Linked DNA regions of Mus musculus: region 2 is linked to region 1. The links are chromatin loops, found by intact Hi-C in ENCODE. Cell type or tissue: heart. All regions are shown on one strand. Each heading gives the region's core, and the rest is flanking DNA. Links, peaks and the distances in the headings are about the cores only.

Region 1 (8,748 bases), core at 3,330-5,829:
ACAGATAGGACGATGTTCACATCCCTGAGTACATGAGCAATGTCTAGTCCTCCCCCAAAGTCCCCAACTGAGTTACTTAGCCTAAAAAGCTGCATCTATAAAGCCTTTCCTCCAGCCAATAGGAATGAGGACTTCCCCATAGCTATCTGGATGGATCCCTGTTCCGCCCCCCCCCCCCCCCGTCCTTTAGGCCCCTGGTTACTCTACCCCTCCCCCAAGGCCAGGTGCATGTAAGGCAGAGGTCCATACAACAGGTGGCTGGAAGTGGCTGGACACTCAGATGAGGGTCTTGTGACCTCTATGTCCTCCTGAGGGAATGTTATCAGTCAACAGGTCTGGCTGGGATAACCCTCCGTAAACAGGCTGAGAGGACAGTCACAACAGCCTACCCTAAATCAGAGGGCCAGACTGAATCCCTCAAGCTGCCCTCTGACCTCCGCATGTGTGCATGGACATCCAAGCCCTCCCTCACGAATAAATGCAATTTTAAAAAAGCACACACACGTATTTCTACACCAACAACTCCCTATGGCCACGCCCAGACAGCCAATGGGCTTTCCAGAGGTGCTTCGCTGAGCCCTGCTCTCCCCAGCCGGCCACGGTCAGGAATTGAGAGTGATTTCAACCACAAAAGGCAGCCTCACAACTTTCATTTTCTGAAACATCTAAGATGAAAGTGAGAGGCAGGCCCCTAACCCCAGCCCTGGGGAGGCTGAAGCAGGGGGATTGCCAGGAGTCTGAAGCCAGCCTGGGCTACACAGTGAGACCCTGTCTGAAGCAATTGAGAACACAGAGAACAAGACATACAGCCTCTAGCTTCCCCAGCAGTGACTAAGGGACCTCTTCGCTGGATGAAGGCACCGGTGTTCTGTGCTGCACGGTGGCCTCCTCGTTCTTTCTACTCTGTTCTTGTCAACTCCACGCTGAATGCTCAGCTTCCTGTCTGCCCGTTTCTGCCTCCATTCAGGGCTAACAACACCTTAGGCGTTATGTTTTAAAGATTTACTGGTTTCATGGATATGCGTGTTTTGCCTGCATGTATATACGCACACCACATGCAGGCCAGAGAGACTGTCAGGTCACCCAGGAGTGGTATCACTTACAGTTCAGGCAGCTGTGAGCCGCCACGTGGGTGCTAGGAACCAAACCCAGGTCCTCTGCAAGAGCAGCAGATGCTCTTAACTGCTGAGCCAAATCTGTCTCTATAAAATACCGTGCTCTTGGTTGCAGTCCCTGGCTGGGGAGCACAGGGGTCAGTGACGTATCCCTGGAAAGTCTACTGTCTGTATGGGCGTGGCCATAGGGAGCACTTGGTGTAGAAATATGTGTGTGCATGTGTGCTTTTTAAAATTACACTTATTTATTCGTGAGGGAGGGCTTGGATGTCCAAGCACACATGCGGAGGTCAGAGGGCAGCTCGTGGGATTCCATTCATCCTTCTAATTACTTTAGACTATTAAAGTTCTCTCCATCTCTTAAACTTTTTGAGACAGGGTCTCATGCAGACCCGGCTGATGACTGGACGGGGCCTCTCCTCTTTAAAGCTCTGGATCTGAAGCAGGAGGCTCAAGAATTAAGGTCTGTCTGTCTAACTGGAGGAGGGCTAGTACACCACACCCCAGCAGGTCTCTCACTTGGAAGGGCAGCAACATCGCCTCCACGAGTGCCTGGGTCCCTGGTTTGCGTTTACCTGGAACCTGAGGGCAGCTCTGCACTGGCTTCCTCCCTTCTGAGGCAGCTACGGACTAAACTCTACTCCATTCCAGATCTTTCTCTTGAAGCCCCAACTTTCAGAACCTGAGGCTAGGACTGTATGTGGAGACAAGGTTCTTCATGAGTTAACTGGATTCAAATGAGGCAGCTGCCAGCTCGGGTCCACATCTAAGAGCACTGAATTCTGTAGGAATAGATTTGACACCGACAAGCATCTGGGACATCCTTGTAAGCATCTGAGGAGACAGTGCCATCTATGAGGGAAGGACAGAGGACCCAGGAGAACCTTCTCACCCACACCTTGAATTTCCAGCTCCTGGGCCATGAGGGAAGAACTCCAAGCTGTTGGGCTGTTGGCGTACCAGGTTCTGGGAGGAGCCACTGCCCCAAGCTCTGGGAAGCATAGTCCCCAAGTCCCAGGGATGAACTAGAAGGGCCCAGAGAAGAGAAACTGGATACAATGACACTTGGCTTTCCCCAGTTAAGGCCTTAGGGGACCTCTCTACTCATTGTAGTTTGAAATTCCCAGGGACATGAAACTAGTTGTGCACAGCAAAGAGGCAAGCCACCCTCACACTAGGAATTCCTATGATGGTCACAGGCAGGTGGCTGCCCTCAGAATAGCAATGTGCTGGATGCCCGCTAGAATCAAACCCCTTGGGCATCCCAGCTCAGCCCCTGTGAGGAACTGTTACAAAGCGGAACACTTTTCTGTAAGGACATCCCTACTCCCGCTTCACAGAGTTCAGTGGAGAAGCCGCCCACTGCTTTCTTTCCAAAGAACATCTGTAGCCTGTGTCCAGGCCCCAGCCCATCCCACTAAGGGGCCCAGGCTCTAAGTGGGCTCCAGGGATCATTTGTGCTGTCAGCTCCTCCCACAACCAGATCCCTATATTTCTCAGTTCCTCCAGATCTCTCCGGTTGGCAACTGCTGGGTAGAAAACAAAGAGGGGGTCTTCCTTCACCCTTGTAGGCGCCAAAAGGCAGTTTCTGGTTTAAGGACCCAGTGTCTGTAGAAAGCCTTAATAGAGGAAACTCTAAGGCAACAATGTTTCAGTTTACAAAAACCCTGGGGAGGAGCCAGTGGGAAGCCGGGCTGAACAGAGAGGCTGCAAAGGGGCAGCTTCTCCAGGACAATGGCCTCCCATTGTCCCTCTCATGGGGCAGAGCTAGGATGTGGGAGAGGTTCATGGGGGTCAGTCTCTAGGAAGGCCGACTTGAGGTCATTCTGCGGCTTCAGCTGTGGGAGCTGTGGGGGGGGGGGGGAGGGGCGCCCTGTGCAATACACAACACACCTGGTGATGCTCCAGTCCCCAGCAGACGGCCCTGCACACCTAGGCCCTGGCCGTACTGGCCTGAAGAAAGATAAAATCTGCTCCACAGATTTGGAAGGATCAAAGGTAGTAGCCTCCAGGGCCTCTCCTGGGGCCGCCCCTGGGGCCTTTGCCCTGGGGTTCCCATGGCTAAGACTTTACCTGTTATCTTGAAAGAAAATAACCTTGGGTAGAACAAAAACCAGCTCCAGTTTGGAGGCACTGAGGCCCGGGAGTATTGCTTAAAAGGCTACTGCTCAGAGGCTGCCCCTGTAGAGGGGATCACGACTGGACTGCCTGCCTTACTTCCTATCCAGCACCTTCCCTAAGCAGCTAAACTTGCAGAGGCCCAAGGTAGGGTGGGGCCATAGGATTGGCTTCCTGAGTTACACTTTCACTTAACGGCTAACCGGAGGCTGCTCTGTTCTAAGTACAGAGACCTCCCCACTCTCAAGTCTAAAAAGGAATTTCCTTTTGTTTTATGAATTATGATTGGATCTCCCATCTCAGTCCCCCTCTGCCCCCTGACACCGGCTGTGAACTGGTGGTACTAAAGGTTGTTTTGCCTGCAATCCACTTTAGCATAGCACCCCCCCAACCCCCCTCCCCAACCTGGAAGGGATCTTTCTTGTAGGGATGAAATGTCCCATGGTGACACAGGACTTAAATCCTAGCCCTTCCTAGGTAAGAGGCAGGCAGATCTACAATAGGGAGTAGCCAAGACTACGCCAGTCATAGTGAGACCTGTCTAGAAAAAAGGAAATGTGGAAAATGTTCCTTTCGTACAGCCTACTCCCCCCTTATCAGTGCTCATAACAGCTCTAAAAGCCTCAGGTCTATAGACCCCAACAACAGCAATGGCACGTGGAGGTGAAGTAGAGAACCTGACCTTGATTCAAAGCCACTTTCCTGGGCTACACAGTGAGTTCTAGGCCAGCCTGGGCTACAGTGCTAGCTAGACCTTGGCTAGAACAAAAGCTAAGCCGGGCATGGAGATCACTCCTGTAACCCTTGCACTTGGGAGGTGGAGGCAGGGAGAACAAGAGTTTGACTGCTCACAGGGCTACACAGCAAGTTTGAGCCAGGTTTAGCTAAGAACCTGTCTTAGAAAACACAAACAAAACAGATTCTCTCTCCCATCCATCTCACCCCAGTCTCTAGCACAAGTCTTAGAGAGGACTCTGGGACACCGAAGGAAGAACGAACCCCCAAATCCAGCTCTGCCCTTGAGTTGGCTTGAGTTTGTGGCAATCCTCCTGCCTCAGCCTCTTAAGTGCTGGGATTACAGGCATGCGCTACAGTGCTTGATGGATGCCACCTTTTCATTATGTTGGGACTTCCAACTCCCCACAAAGAGTTTCTATGACCAACTTGAGACACAAGACTCTTTCTTCTCCATTACCCAAGGGGGCGCCAGAGGCAACACAGCTGTGGTCACAGTCACTCACAGACGGCTGGAGGCCAGCTCAAGTCAGGACCCTTACCTCTAACCCTTGGAGATAACACTCACATCCCACCCCTATCCACAGGACTCTAGAACTGATCTGGCAGAACTGAGGTGGGGGTGGGGGTGGCAAGCCAGCTTGTGCTGACTCTGGGGCCCTTGCCAAGGTGAGATTGGAGACAGCTTCAGGGTTATCTCAGTTGCCATAAAGGGTGAGTTCAAGACCCCCTGGCAATTCCAGCCCTGGCCACAGGGGGGCGCTGTAACCAACGGCCACAGAAGCACATTCTTATGGATGTACAGCAGGAATGATCAAAGCTGAAGTAGGGGCTGGAAGGGTAGCCCTGATAAGAGCAATGGCTGCTCCTACAGAGGACACGGGTTCAATATCCAGCTCCCATATAGTGGTTGCCGGCAAAACGCCCATACAGAAGAGAGAGAGAGAGAGAGAGAGAGAGAGAGAGAGAGAGAGAGAGCGCGCAAAATGCCTGGCAGATGTCACTTTGCCATGTCAACTCCAAAGTACTTCTGAAATCTGCCAGAGTGCAGAACTTGAAACCCTTTGCGGAAGCGCCAGATGAACAAAACCAAGGGACATTCTGCAAGTCACCACGTCGAACTCCTCACAACGCCAGTGTTACGAATCCAGTACAGTGATCCGTTCAGTAGCCTCAGCACCCAGGAGCCAGGCAAAGGGTTTGCCCTGAGTCGGAAGCTAGCTTAGGCTAAATATGGGATTCCCGGCCAGCCTAGACTACACACAGACTAAGGCGCTGTCTGAACGAAATATAAATCAGAGCTTTGGGCTACTTGCCTGGGTTTCACCCTGATGCTCAGCAGTGCATAGAACGTTTAATGGAGACATACCTGCAATCATGGCACCCTGGAAGTGGAAGCAGGATCGGACTCAAACAGTAACAAAAGTAAATGAACAGTCAATGTTGGGCTAGCAAGATGGCTGGGGGATAAAGGTGCATACTGCCCAAGCCTGCTGATTCAATCCCCAGAAGCCACATAAAGATGGAAGGAGAGAAGTGACTCCACAAAGCTGTCTTCTGACCGCCACACACGGGTGCCGTGACACACGTAATCCCTGAACGGTAATAATAAGTACAAATAAGGTCAGCGTTACGAACCAAGATGGCTGGAGAAGTGGAAGAATGGAGGGATAAAAAGACATGAAAACCAGGTCAATGTGCAAACCAGAACTTTCCTCAGAAACACTCTAAGAGTCCTCAGAGAGACAGAGGTTCGAGAAAGTCTACTCATCAGGTGACAGTTGTCGTCCTGGAGCTTGTATAGGTCTGTGCTCCTCTGTTGGAGAGCCACACACATAAGCATTTAGAGAGGAGAAGCATTTGTGTCTGAACAGAAAGAGCAGAAGGCGATAAGGTGCTAACATTTGGGAAATTTGCAAAGCTAAAAATAAACTTTGCTCAAGTGGTTATTCCAGCCAGGTAGACGCATAAAGGGCCAAGACTCTGGAGTGGGCCAGACTCAGTGTCCACCCCGAGCCTCCCACGTTCCAGCTCTGTGGTCTGGGGCCATTTGTCTTCTGTGAGTGGTGGGTGACTGTCCTGTCCACCTCTGGAATTCTGGGTTTCATGCCTGTAATTGGTTTTGGAGATGGAATTTCTCAGGGCTGGGGATGTAGCCCTCGCCGGATGTAGCCCTCTCAGGATGTAGCCCTCGCGCCAAACCCCAGCGCTTCTAGAAAACAGGCAGAAAAAGTCTCCTGGGCTGGAGAGATGTTTCAGCGGTAAAGAGCACTGACTGCTCTGCCAGAGGTCCTGCAACCACATGGTGGATCACAACCATCTGTAATGGGATCCGATGACTCTTCTAGTGTGTGTCTTAAGTCAGTGACAGTGGATTCACCTACATAAAATAAATAAATCTCTAAAAAAAAAAAAGTCTCCCTTTGGTGCCACACTCTACTATACCAGTTAAAATTCGATTCAGAGCACTGACCACCGGCGTGTAAGAGACGCATGACATTCTGGATGGGACAGAAGTCATGGAACTCACTGCTCCTCTATCGCTGGACACCGAAATCAGTTCTAATTCTCGATCTGGCAAAAAGCTCCTTACCAAGTCCTGAGAATGCGGTGTTGTGTGAGCTCTGTGTTATCTCCTTAGGCTCTGGTCACTAGGATTACAGGACCCGAGGGTGTGCACTGGAGCTTCCTGTAAGGATTACTCTGGTTTACAAAACCAATAAAGCAGGCAGTTCAGCTTTGCCAACTCTTTCCCATTGACATTCTCATTATTTTTCTTCTAGTTCAATGAGAAAAATGGTTCTCTACTATTCTTGTCACCTCCTAGTAACTTTTAGGGGGTCGGGGGAGACGGTCCCATGCAGCCCAGCCTGGCAGGCTGACGTCCGAGTTTATATGACGCCAATGTTGACTTTAAACTCCTGATCCCCCTGCCTCTGTCTCCCCTGGGATGATAGGGATGTGCCATCAACCCTGACTGTCCTTAAGAATTCTTCACAGAGATATCCATTTGTGCTGTTAGTATTTTAAAAATCCTTTGCAAGGTTGTAAAGTCTGCAAGAAGAGCCGGGATAATCAGTGGGCGTGGTAGCACACGTGGTAGCAGCCACGGGAGCCAGAGGCAGGAGGTTCCAGGCCAGCCAAGGCTATACAGGGAGAACCTGTCTAATAAGTATATACACAGACACACAGTGAGGGTTCAGGTAGGCCGTGTCCAGGAATGAGAATTCTTCCACAAACAGATCCGTCAGCAACAATAACCTAAGACTCCAAGGTTATACTGTGGAGAGCCCCTAGCAACCAGCGTGGGAGGATCTGGGTCAAAAATGAACCTGCTGGGCAGGTTCTAGCAAGTCTCCTGGACACAGCCTGCCCTAGGAAGACTTCTCCAAGCATCATAGAGAACCCTCCCAGAGGGTGGCTGATGCAGACTGAGCGGAGAACTCCCAACTCAGATGGGTTAGGGAACTCATCTTCTGTAGGGACCACACAGAGGGTTCTGTTTCTTTTGCTTAAAAAATATACTGTCGTCATCGGGGTTTAAAGGAAGGCAGCAGAGGAGAGATCCTTGGAAGAAAGGTCCAACCCTGGGCTCCCTTCCCAGTGCCTGTGACCACCTGGCATCACACTTGTGGTGTCTCACACAGTCAGTGTCTGCTGCATGCTGGAGGGGAGAGAAACCCCAGACTCCTTCTCAGTAGGTCCCTACCTGTAACATGGTGACATGGCACAAAGATTTTGCTTGGCAAGTGGAGAGGAGGGCTCTTTCGTTTCTTTAGGACCGGCTGGTCTCCTTCCAACAGCTACAAGAACAGGAGGTCAAGTGACTCTTCCCAGCTTGTGGCCTCTGCGTGTGACACCCAGGTGACCTGTCTCTACCAAAGTGCTGACTACCCGCTCGGCCCTTGGAAAGCATTCAAGTTTTTAATAGAAGGGACCTATAATTAGGGCGGACGCTGGTGCCTTGAGCTGAGGCAAAGAGACAGGAAACAAGCCTTAGGCTTCCTGCCTCAAATTCTGCGCAGACTGCCGAGAATTTCAAACTGAAACGACAGGAGGGAAGGCTGGCCTCTGGGCACAGCTTTCTTGCTGACAAGCGTGAAAGAAGAGTGGACCAGCATAGTGCAGGGCCTTGGGCTTCCCCACTCTCAGGGACTCCAGGTGGCTGACAGCCTGACCCTGACCTGAGTTCTCGACAATCAAGACCACATCGAGTGACCTGGAGAGATGGTTGAGAGCATGGTTAAGAGAAGTGATTAAGAGCACTTCTTGCTCTTGTAGAGGACCTTGGTTCAATTCCCGGCACCCACATGATGGTTCACAACCATTTGTAACTCCAGTTCCAGGGGATCCGATACCCTCGTCTGACCTACGAGGGCGCCAAGTACACATACACGTGACACATACACATACATACATGCAGTCAGTTCACACACATAAAATAAAATGAATAAATCTTTTTTAAAAGCGTCTAAGAAAGTGCAGGTAATGGGGGCCTGAAGTTTATAAATGTCGTGAAAAGCTTAAAGAAGCATACCTCTGTGCATTTTACAGTTGGCACACTATCGTCTGAGAGTGGCTGGACGCACCACAACCACTGTGGTATAGAATTGGAAGCTGTGGGCTTTTAGGCCAGGGCAGCCACCTAACTCATCTTCTAGCCTGCAGACTGGAACTTCTCTCCATGGGCAGCAGAGACTGCCAGATCGCGGTGAAGTAGGAGGCAAAGGGCACAGACTGTCTCCAATTCCTTTCTAAATGGCAGACCTCTTCCTATGGG
Region 2 (8,748 bases), core at 2,427-4,926, 320 kb after region 1:
ATGTGGCATTGCTGAGCCAAATAACTTATTCACAGATGTCAACAAAAATTCCCAGACTTCCCTCTGAAAATGCTGCCCGAGTTCTTCCTTCCCAGCAAGGGACACACCAGGGAGTAAATTCAAGTGGTTCACAACCTCCTGCTGTAGTTCCGTAGTACAGGTGCTGTAGTCAAATCCTTCCAGGAAACAGGAGCCAAGAGGGACTAGACACGCTTCACGAGGAGGCCAATCTCTGAGCTGGCTTAATACTTAGTCCAGGGAGGAGGAAGGAGAGGTACTGTAGGTCCAGCAGGAACCTGCGCAGTGGAGGAAGGCTGGCATCCCGGAATCAGAAACAGCTCATTCAAAAACTCTGAGGCATGACAGAGCGTTGCATCAGCCACCAATTTAGCTGTTGACCTTGGGTGGATGTGTCCTGCTTGTCTACGAGAGGGAACAAAACAACAGGGCTGCCAACAACATGGGTCTGCAGTGATAGTGGACGTGAAGGACCTTGGAAAAGCTCTCGCAGGCAAGCTGCCTTGCTGACAAGCAGGCTGGAGTCTCAGCTGTGTGTCCAGCTCAGCACTGCACTGGCAGGCCCGAGGAGAAGAAGCCAGGAGACTGGCTCTGCCGAAGGGTTAGAGCCAAGGAAAGGGGTGGGTTCCCAGGGTGGCACCTCCTCTGGTTTAAAGTCCAGTCTAGGATGGGGCATGGCGCGGTGCTTGGGTGGCTGAGGTAGGCAGGCAGAGTTCTGTGAGTTCAAGCTTAGCTTTGCCCATATAGAGAGAGTTGCAGGCTGGCCAGTGCTACATAGTGAGACCTTGTCTCTGAACAGACAGTCAGACAAATAGACAAGCAAACCCCAAAATCCTGCACAGAGAGGGACAACTCCCTTCTAGTTAACAGCCTGGCAGCACCCTGCTTAAGTTCCCCACTACCCTACAAACCTCCTTTTACTGGGGCTGGAGAGGTGGCTCAGCCTACCCTTGGAGAGGACCTGAGTTCTGTCCCCAGCACTGATGTGGTGGTTTGGGACTTTCTGTAACCCCAGATCCAGGGGATCTGACTGCCTCTTCTGGTCTTCTTGGACACTAGGCATACATGTGATATATTTATACACATAATTTTTTTTTTTATTAAAAGACTTAAAAATCAGCCGGGCAGTGGTGGCGCACACCTTTAGTCCCAGTACTTGGGAGGCAGAGACAGGCAGATTTCTGAATTCAAGGCCAGCCTGGTCTACAGAGTGAGTTCCAGGACAGCCAAGGCTACACAGAGAAACCCTGTCTCGAAAAACCAAAAAAAAAAAAAAAAAAAAAAGACTTAAAAATCTATGTCAGCTAAAGTAAGCTCTCATTTCCTAAGCAACGAAAGCGAAGGATTTGGTAGATACAAGAAAGATGAAGAATCTCACCTTTTCCTTTCCTTTGTCCAATATTAGAGTGTAGCTGGTATGGATCCTCCCACATGGAGAGCTCCGCTCTACCACTGAACTCTATGCCCAGATTTGGATCGCTGCTATGCCCAGCTCTGCCTGGCAGCAATGGCTTTACTATAGAGCAATCACTGTGTTTGCAGGTGACTGAGCCTAGCAGTTGTTTCTAAGCAATGCCCACTATCAAATACAGATCTGCCGTGTTTGCTCACAGCTCGCCTCCTACTCCAGTTTCCCTCTGTGTACACACAGGACGTCTGGCAGCTCAGCCGGTTAAAGGCGGTGCTTCTCATCAGATGTGGGAGACGGAAGACAATGGGTTGGTGTGTTCTGCATCCGAATACTCTGGAAGGTAAAGGAGCAAAGGAGTGGCCTGTGGGGACAGCTTCCTCTCAGCTGCAGAGTTGGTGGGACACACACAGACCTGGAGTCCCTAGCAGGGGAGGGGGAAGGAAGGAAGGAAAGGATGAGTTCCAAGACTTGTCAGAGCTAGAAGTGTCAGAAGCAGAAGAAGGGAGAAAGTAAGAAAGAGGGAAGAGAGGGAGGGAGGGAGGGAGGGAGGGGAAGGGAGAGAGTATGAGTCAGTTTAGAAGCTGACATTAATGGCCTTGGTGCCTGTGCAGAATATAGAGTCACTACCAGGGCAGGGAACAGAAGAGACTGAGCAGGCTTGGGGGAGGAGTAGAATGATCAGTTCAATCTAGGACATTTGTTTATTAGTTCCCTGGGCAGTACTAGGTGGCAGGTACCGTGACAGGAACAATCTGTTAAGAACAACCATGAAGTGTAAAAACAAGGCCCCCCACTCCCATGGAGCTTGCATTCCAGAATGGGACAAACAGTTTGAATAAAACAGAGTGAGTACACGAGCCCACATGGAGTCACCGAAGCCATGTGATCAGGGTGCTGCCAGGGCAACCAGGCAAAGCCCAGCCAAGAGCCAGACCTGGAGGTAAGAAGATGCCAGGCTCACTGTGGCAGTGGTCCAGGATATTTAAGGGGAGGAGCGATCTGGGTCGCTCAAGTCCGAGCATCAGCGCACACAGTACAAAATTCACACTGCAAAATACATACCAAATATAATGCTATTTATAGAAAGATCAAGAACACACAAAACACTAAGGGTAGGCTAGAGGAGGGCAGGCTGTTTAGGTGACGTGTTTTTTTTTTTTTTTTCCTATTTAAGCTCAGAGCTGTGAGATGTAATATGTAATCACCATACATGTTTATACATGGAAATATTACAGAATGAAATTCTTAAAAAGATCGGGAGCTCAGGGTAAATGTACTTGCAGCCAAATCCGACAACTTGAGTCCAATTCCTGGGACCCGTGAGGCATGGTGGCTCATGCCTTCAATCACAGCACTCAGGAGGCAGAAGCAGGTAGATCTGTGAGTTTGAGGCCAGTTTGGTCTACACAGTAAGTTCCAGAACACCTAGAACTACACAGAGAAACCCTGTCTCAAAAAACAAGTCAATTCCTGGGACCTGCATGATGAATAGGCAAAACTGACTCCTGCAAGCTGTGCTCTGGTCTTCACCATTAGACAGTGGCATGTGTGAACCCATGACATCCCTTAAAAACACACAATAAAAACCACAAAAAACAGCTGGGTAATCTCAGCACTGGAGAGGCAGAGGCAAAAGGATCAATGTGACTTCGAGGTTATCTTGGTCTACATAGAAAGTTCCAAGGTGCTGGGTAGTGGTGGCGCACGCCTTTAGGCCCAGCACTTGGGAGGCAGAGGCAGGCGGATAAAATGTGAATTTGAGGCCAAGCTTGGTCTACATGGCAAGTTCCAGGCAGTCCAGGACTGCAATGTAAGACTGTCTTAAAAAAAAACAAATCACACACACATAAACATAATTTTAAAAAGAAGAAAAAGAAGAAGAGGTTTGGAGCATAGGGCATGGTTACACACTCAGTTTCCAGCCTCTGAGAAGGACCAAGCAGCTTTGACCAGTTTGCTGGTCATCCTCTTATTATCCTGAGCAGCCCTTCGGGGCCTGATCCCGCCCCGCGTTGCACGACCGCCACGCCCACATCCACCTGCCGTCCAATAGGCGTACGGGATCCGGGCCCACACCTCCGCCGCGCCGCGCCCCGCGACGTCACGGCCCGGCCTCCGCCACGTGACGGCCGCGCGCTAGGCTCTCTGCCTAGCGGCTGGAAAGCGCCGCAGAGGCCGCTGACTGGCCGGGCGCGACGCCGCGGAGGGAGCCGGGCGCCTGGGCCTCCCGCGCGCATGGGCGCGTCGGCGGCTGCCTGAGGAAGGCAGCGAAGCCAGCGGAGCTCAAGACCTCGCGCGTCCCACGAGCGGCTGCGGCGGGCCGCGGAGCCGGCGCGGCCATGGCGACGGGCACTCAGCAGAAAGAGAACACGCTGCTTCATCTCTTCGCCGGCGGGTGAGTCTGGGGCCCGAGCTGCTCTCGCCTCAGCCCCGGCCTTCTCCCCCTGCGTGCCGTGGCCTTGGGAATCCGCGTTTCCCGTCCGTCGCGGACTGGGGTGAAGCCAGGACGGGCAGCCCAGGAGGGTCGTGGCTTCGGCGTCCCCACCGCGGGGTCAGCCGGCACGGCGGCTTTCCACCCGGCGCGTCCGCGGTCCCATCCCCCACCCACCGGCCGCCTCTCGCCGTATTCTCCTTTTGAACAATTCCTGGCTGGTGTGACTGTCACCAGGGGCGATCGCGCCGAGCCCCTGTGGCTCCGGCCTCCTGGCGTTTTCCTGATCACGCTGCGGTCACTCACCGCTGCAGAGGTGCGGATGCTGGAGGTCCCGGGGCAGCTAGCCCAGGAGGTACTGCGCTGGGTCAGAGCTGCGGGCAGGTGTCGCAGGGCAGCCCGTGGCCTGCCCTGCGGAGTATGGGGGGTTGGGGGGGAACGGATGCTGGTCTGCACCACGTGGGACGGTAAATGGGGACCTCGGAAGGTTGGTCAGTGCTAATCGATCCTAAAGCACCTTTCAGTGATTTTCAGTGGAGGAACACATCATGATAGGAGGATACAACTAGGAGCTGAATTAACCCCCTAAAAAAACGAAAGTTTGGGGTTTTCTTTTTTAAATAGTATTTTTCTTTTCCTTTTGTCATAGCTGCTAGTGGCTTGGGACCCTTTTGGTGCTGGTTTTTCAAACTATCTATGGAGCTGTGTCCCCAGCCCTGGGGTCATGAAGAGCTCTTTGAGATTTAGCCCAGCTATTTAAGTTTTACATAACATGCAGCGTTTTTCCTGTGTTATCATCTTCACTTGAGAACTATAACTGGACCTAAACAGTTCCATATACTAGAAAGTAATGGTTAATGAAAGGGTTATCCAGAAAATAACGGTGATGAAAGGGTTTCTGGTGCCTTGGTCCTTTTACCTGGCAGGCTGGCAGTACCTTTCACCCGTCAGATAGCTTTAATGGTTGTGCCTAGGCAGGAGGAATTTCTTGTTCATCCATTTCTGTCAGGCCTTCATTCCTCCTATCCATGTCTTCATTGGTATTAACCTTTGAGAGTAAGCCTTAGAAGGCACCCTCACTTTATATAAATGTGTCATCCCAGGGAACTTAAAGTCTGTTAGGCATATTTTTAAAGCCAAGAGAAATAAGTTTATACTCAATGGGTTGTTTTGTTTGTTTGTTATACTTTTTCTTTTCTTTTCTTTTTTAACTGAGTGGTCTCTTATGTTGTATGTCTGCCTGCTCTTAACTGGGGGAGTTTCAGAGTGGCCTGTGTTGAGGCTCACTACTATAGTTGATGACCCTGTCTGGATGGATTTCCCTGCACACCCTTCACAGTGCCCTCTGGCTGCCAATTCCAGCCTCTTACGTGCTGATAGAGAATACTGCAATGGGCAGTGAGGCTTGCGGGACTCATTAAGAGGCAGGGAGTTTATTAGTGCTGTGCCTGAAGCAGTGGTGTTTAACAAGTTCTGGTTCCTTCATTAGCCATTTAAGATCTCTGTGCTTGCAGATGAGAAAAGAAATGAACCCTCAAAAAGCTGCTTTCAGAGCTCTAATTGGATTTTAGCCTAAAACACCTTTTAAGGTAGAGCATGAAAGGAGTCAGTATAAAGAGGGCACAGACTATAGTTAAAAGTTGTCAGCCCAGGGGTCTGGTAAGCCCTTTCCTCTGTTGTTAGCTGGCATCTCTCCAGAGAGCTAAGTTCAATGCCTTTGAGAAGTCTGAGATCTTGCTTTTAAAATCTGTTGGTTTCCCTTGTTTGTTGAATAATCATTGAAGGCTATGTTCCCAAACAGATTTAACGATATCCCTGATTATAATAATATAAACAAGTTTTGTTTTTTGGAGACAAGGTCTAGAACTCACAGAGATCTTCTGTCTCTGCTTCTACCTCCCAAGTACCACGATTAAAGATATGTGCCACCAGGTCCTGGTAATACACTTCTACTAGCTATCAAAGGCTTATAAATTAATATAACCAGTGAAAATCTATTTTAGATCCTGGAAAAAAAACAGACTGCACCAAAACAATTCATAGTCTTTTTTGTTTGTTTGTTTGTTTATTTTTGGTTTTTGGTTTTTCCAGAGAGGGTTTCTCTGTGTAGCCCTGGCTGTCCTGGAACTCACTCTGTAGACCAGGCTGGCCTTGAACTCAGAAATCCGCCTGTCTCTGCCTCCCAAGTGCTGGGATCAAAGGTGTGTGCCACCACTGTCCGGCCAACTCATAGTCTTTAATTTTTTTTTTCTTAAAGGAACAAGTTTCTGGATTATTTCCCAAGATTATTTCCTATATTAACATATACTAGTCAGATTTTCAGTGTAGCATGTTGCCCTCAGAGAAGAGAACAGAAAGGCCACCACAGACCAAAATCTAGAAATAAGCACTTTGGGAAAGGTTCCGAGTGTATATATGCCCCAACCCAATTTTATACTAACTTTAAATATAAGATTGAGTTGTTTCTGTTTGTTTATTTTGTGTGAGCAGGTCTGGAATTCACCGTATAGCCCAGGCTAGCCTCACACTCCCAGCAATCCTGCCTTAGCCTTCTAAGTACTAGGATTCCAAGGCATGAGCCACGTTGCCTGGCTGGCTAAAGCCCCTGCCTGCTCTTCACTTTGTTTTCTTCATAGTGATGTATTGATTTCCATTGTAGTGTATTTCTGAGTACAGTTTACCTTTAGTACATCTCTGTTTAATATTCAGTCCCAAGTTTATGAAGAGACCGGTGAGGGCAAATCCAATTTTTAAGCCCATATGCGAGTGGGTATCCGTGAATAAATACACCATCACAGAGTGAACGGCATAACTTATAGCAAGCTCCTAAACACACCGATGACATCTTTCTAATCGCCACTTTGTCCCTTCTCGTGCGCTAGAAATCATACCTGTGGAGATACAGCTGCTGAGCCAAAATATCTTTTAGATTTGATTTTATGTGTATGGCTGTTTTGTCTACAGCTATATTTATGTATTACATATAAGCCCTATGCCCATCAGGGGCTAGAAGAGAGTATTGGATCCCCTTGAACTGGGTCACAGATGGTTGTGAGCGGCCATAATCAAGTCTGGTCCTCTGGAAGAGCGGCATGTACTCTTAACCACAGAGCCATCTCTCTAGTCCCAAGCGGTCTCAGCATTTTCGTTTGCCTCCTAGCGTGTGCTGCATCTGTGTGGATGAGGTTCGTTCTGGCATTAACAGTACCTATAAGGTTTGTGCTTTCCTCAGTGTCAGTGTTGTCAAAGCACTCAGACATTGTTACTCTAACAAATAAAGATAGAACTTTAATTTCTTTTGAAATCCCATTTTTTTTAATGATGATTCTTAATGTTTTAACCTTCCTTGTAACCCACCACCCACCAGAGGTAGTGGGAAAAAAAGGATTGGGGATTGGGGGTGGGGGTGGAGGGGATCTTTGGAGCAACTCTGGTCTGTGTTGTCTGGAAATCAGCAATTCATATCACAGGTTAGCAGGCAGCAGCAGCTTGATCAACTCACAAACACCTCATTGGCTACACCAGCAGTCCAGTTAGGTAGAGTCAGGTTAGCAAAGAGCAGTGACTTGACCTAGCAGAGACAGCCAGGCCTCAGCCTTGGCACAAGTCAGCAGGAGAGACCAGCAGGAACACCAGGAGAGGTTCTTGGCTGTGCCTCTCAGGGAAGTGAAGATCAGTGAAGACGTGAGACCCACAAGCATTACACAGCTACCTCTATAAGCAAGCCTAGGTTAGCCTTCACCACTGTCCATCAAGACCTATTTATACCCTTCAGTGTCCGCTCCAGTGAAACATTCCTTCATGAGTCTGCCTTAGCCTTTCACACCTGTGTCCACTTTAACTACATGTTTTTTTGGTTTTGGTTTTGGTTTTAGTTTTTTGAGACAGGGTTTCTCTGTGTAGCCCTGGCTGTCCTGGAACTCACTCTTGTAGACCAGGCTGGCCTGGAACTCAGAAATCCGCCTGTCTCTGCCTCCCAAGTGCTAGGATTAAAGGTGTGCACCACCACTGCCCAGCCTTTTAACTACATGTTTGCTCCAGCAAAACACCATCCAACCAACTTTCCAAAGAACCCTTAAGTTTCCACTTCATAAAGACTACCATTCCTTTCTGTGGTTTAAACCATCCCATTAAGAAAAAAGGACAGGTGTAGTCTACAGAGCAAGTCCAGGACAGCCAGGGCTTCTGTTACACAGAGAAACCTCATCTGGGGGGTGTTAAGGGGGAGATGGAGGGAGAGGAGGAGTCCACTAGATTTCTCCGAAGTGGCCCTTACTTGTGAATTGATTTGCTTTCAAGGGCCTGGGGGACTTGTGTTCTGGTAACAGTGGCACCCTTTGCCTGCAGTGCTACCAAAGAGTGGTGACTAGATCTGCTCTGTGCTGGAGATGACTGGACAGCTGGATTAATCTATGGTAGATTCAGAGATTGACAGTCTGCATTAGATACTTTCAGTCTTACTATTTATGGTGTGGCTTTGTGTAAATGTTATCATACTATACAATTACATGACCTTTAAAATATTTTTTAATAGGGGCCAGGAAATAACTTTATTAGTAGATTGTGTGTTTATTATGACAGTGGCCCTGGGTTCTTGGTTCAATCCCCAGCGTGCTCCAAAAAAAGGCTTTTAATGGGAATATAGTAGATCTTTAAGGTCTGAAAATGTGTAGCCCCTGATATTTTCAGAATATATTGTCTTCCCACAGATCATTGACAGCAGCTGACAGGTGCACTCGGGCACTATGTTGCTACCAGTTTAATCCTGGTTACTTTGCAGCATTACAGAGATGGCTGTTCCCTTGTCTGGGACAGTGTAGAGACCATTCAACCTTACCTGCAGTCTGAGGATAGAGCTCACTGCAAAGCAGTGCTAGCAGACACAGTC

What was found. Peaks named below come from ENCODE experiments on the same cell type or tissue, not always from the same donor. Only the 100,000 strongest peaks of a DNase experiment are listed, where the experiment ranks them.
Region 2: it touches region 1 in a loop (2.9-fold over the local background); 1 of 42 quality-filtered maps calls a loop at or near these places.

The regions. Positions count from the first base shown.
Region 1 is chr4:150,088,410-150,097,157 of GRCm38, reverse strand. The region is part of intron 1 of Gpr157 (G protein-coupled receptor 157); the gene reads right to left. Among named protein-coding and RNA genes, the nearest start is that of Gpr157, 5.3 kb to the right of the region's middle. In heart, for the core only: CTCF peaks have their summits at 4,493 and 4,699 (motif pointing right); a DNase peak (open chromatin) is centred at 4,687; H3K27ac peaks cover 46 bases; H3K27me3 peaks cover 732 bases.
Region 2 is chr4:149,769,076-149,777,823 of GRCm38, reverse strand. It overlaps Slc25a33 (solute carrier family 25, member 33), which reads left to right and starts at 3,557. Exons shown (of 7, transcript NM_027460.2): 1 at 3,557-3,824. The coding sequence starts at 3,769. In heart, for the core only: no CTCF peak of the experiment used is centred there; a DNase peak (open chromatin) is centred at 3,523; H3K4me3 peaks cover 1,448 bases; H3K27ac peaks cover 966 bases.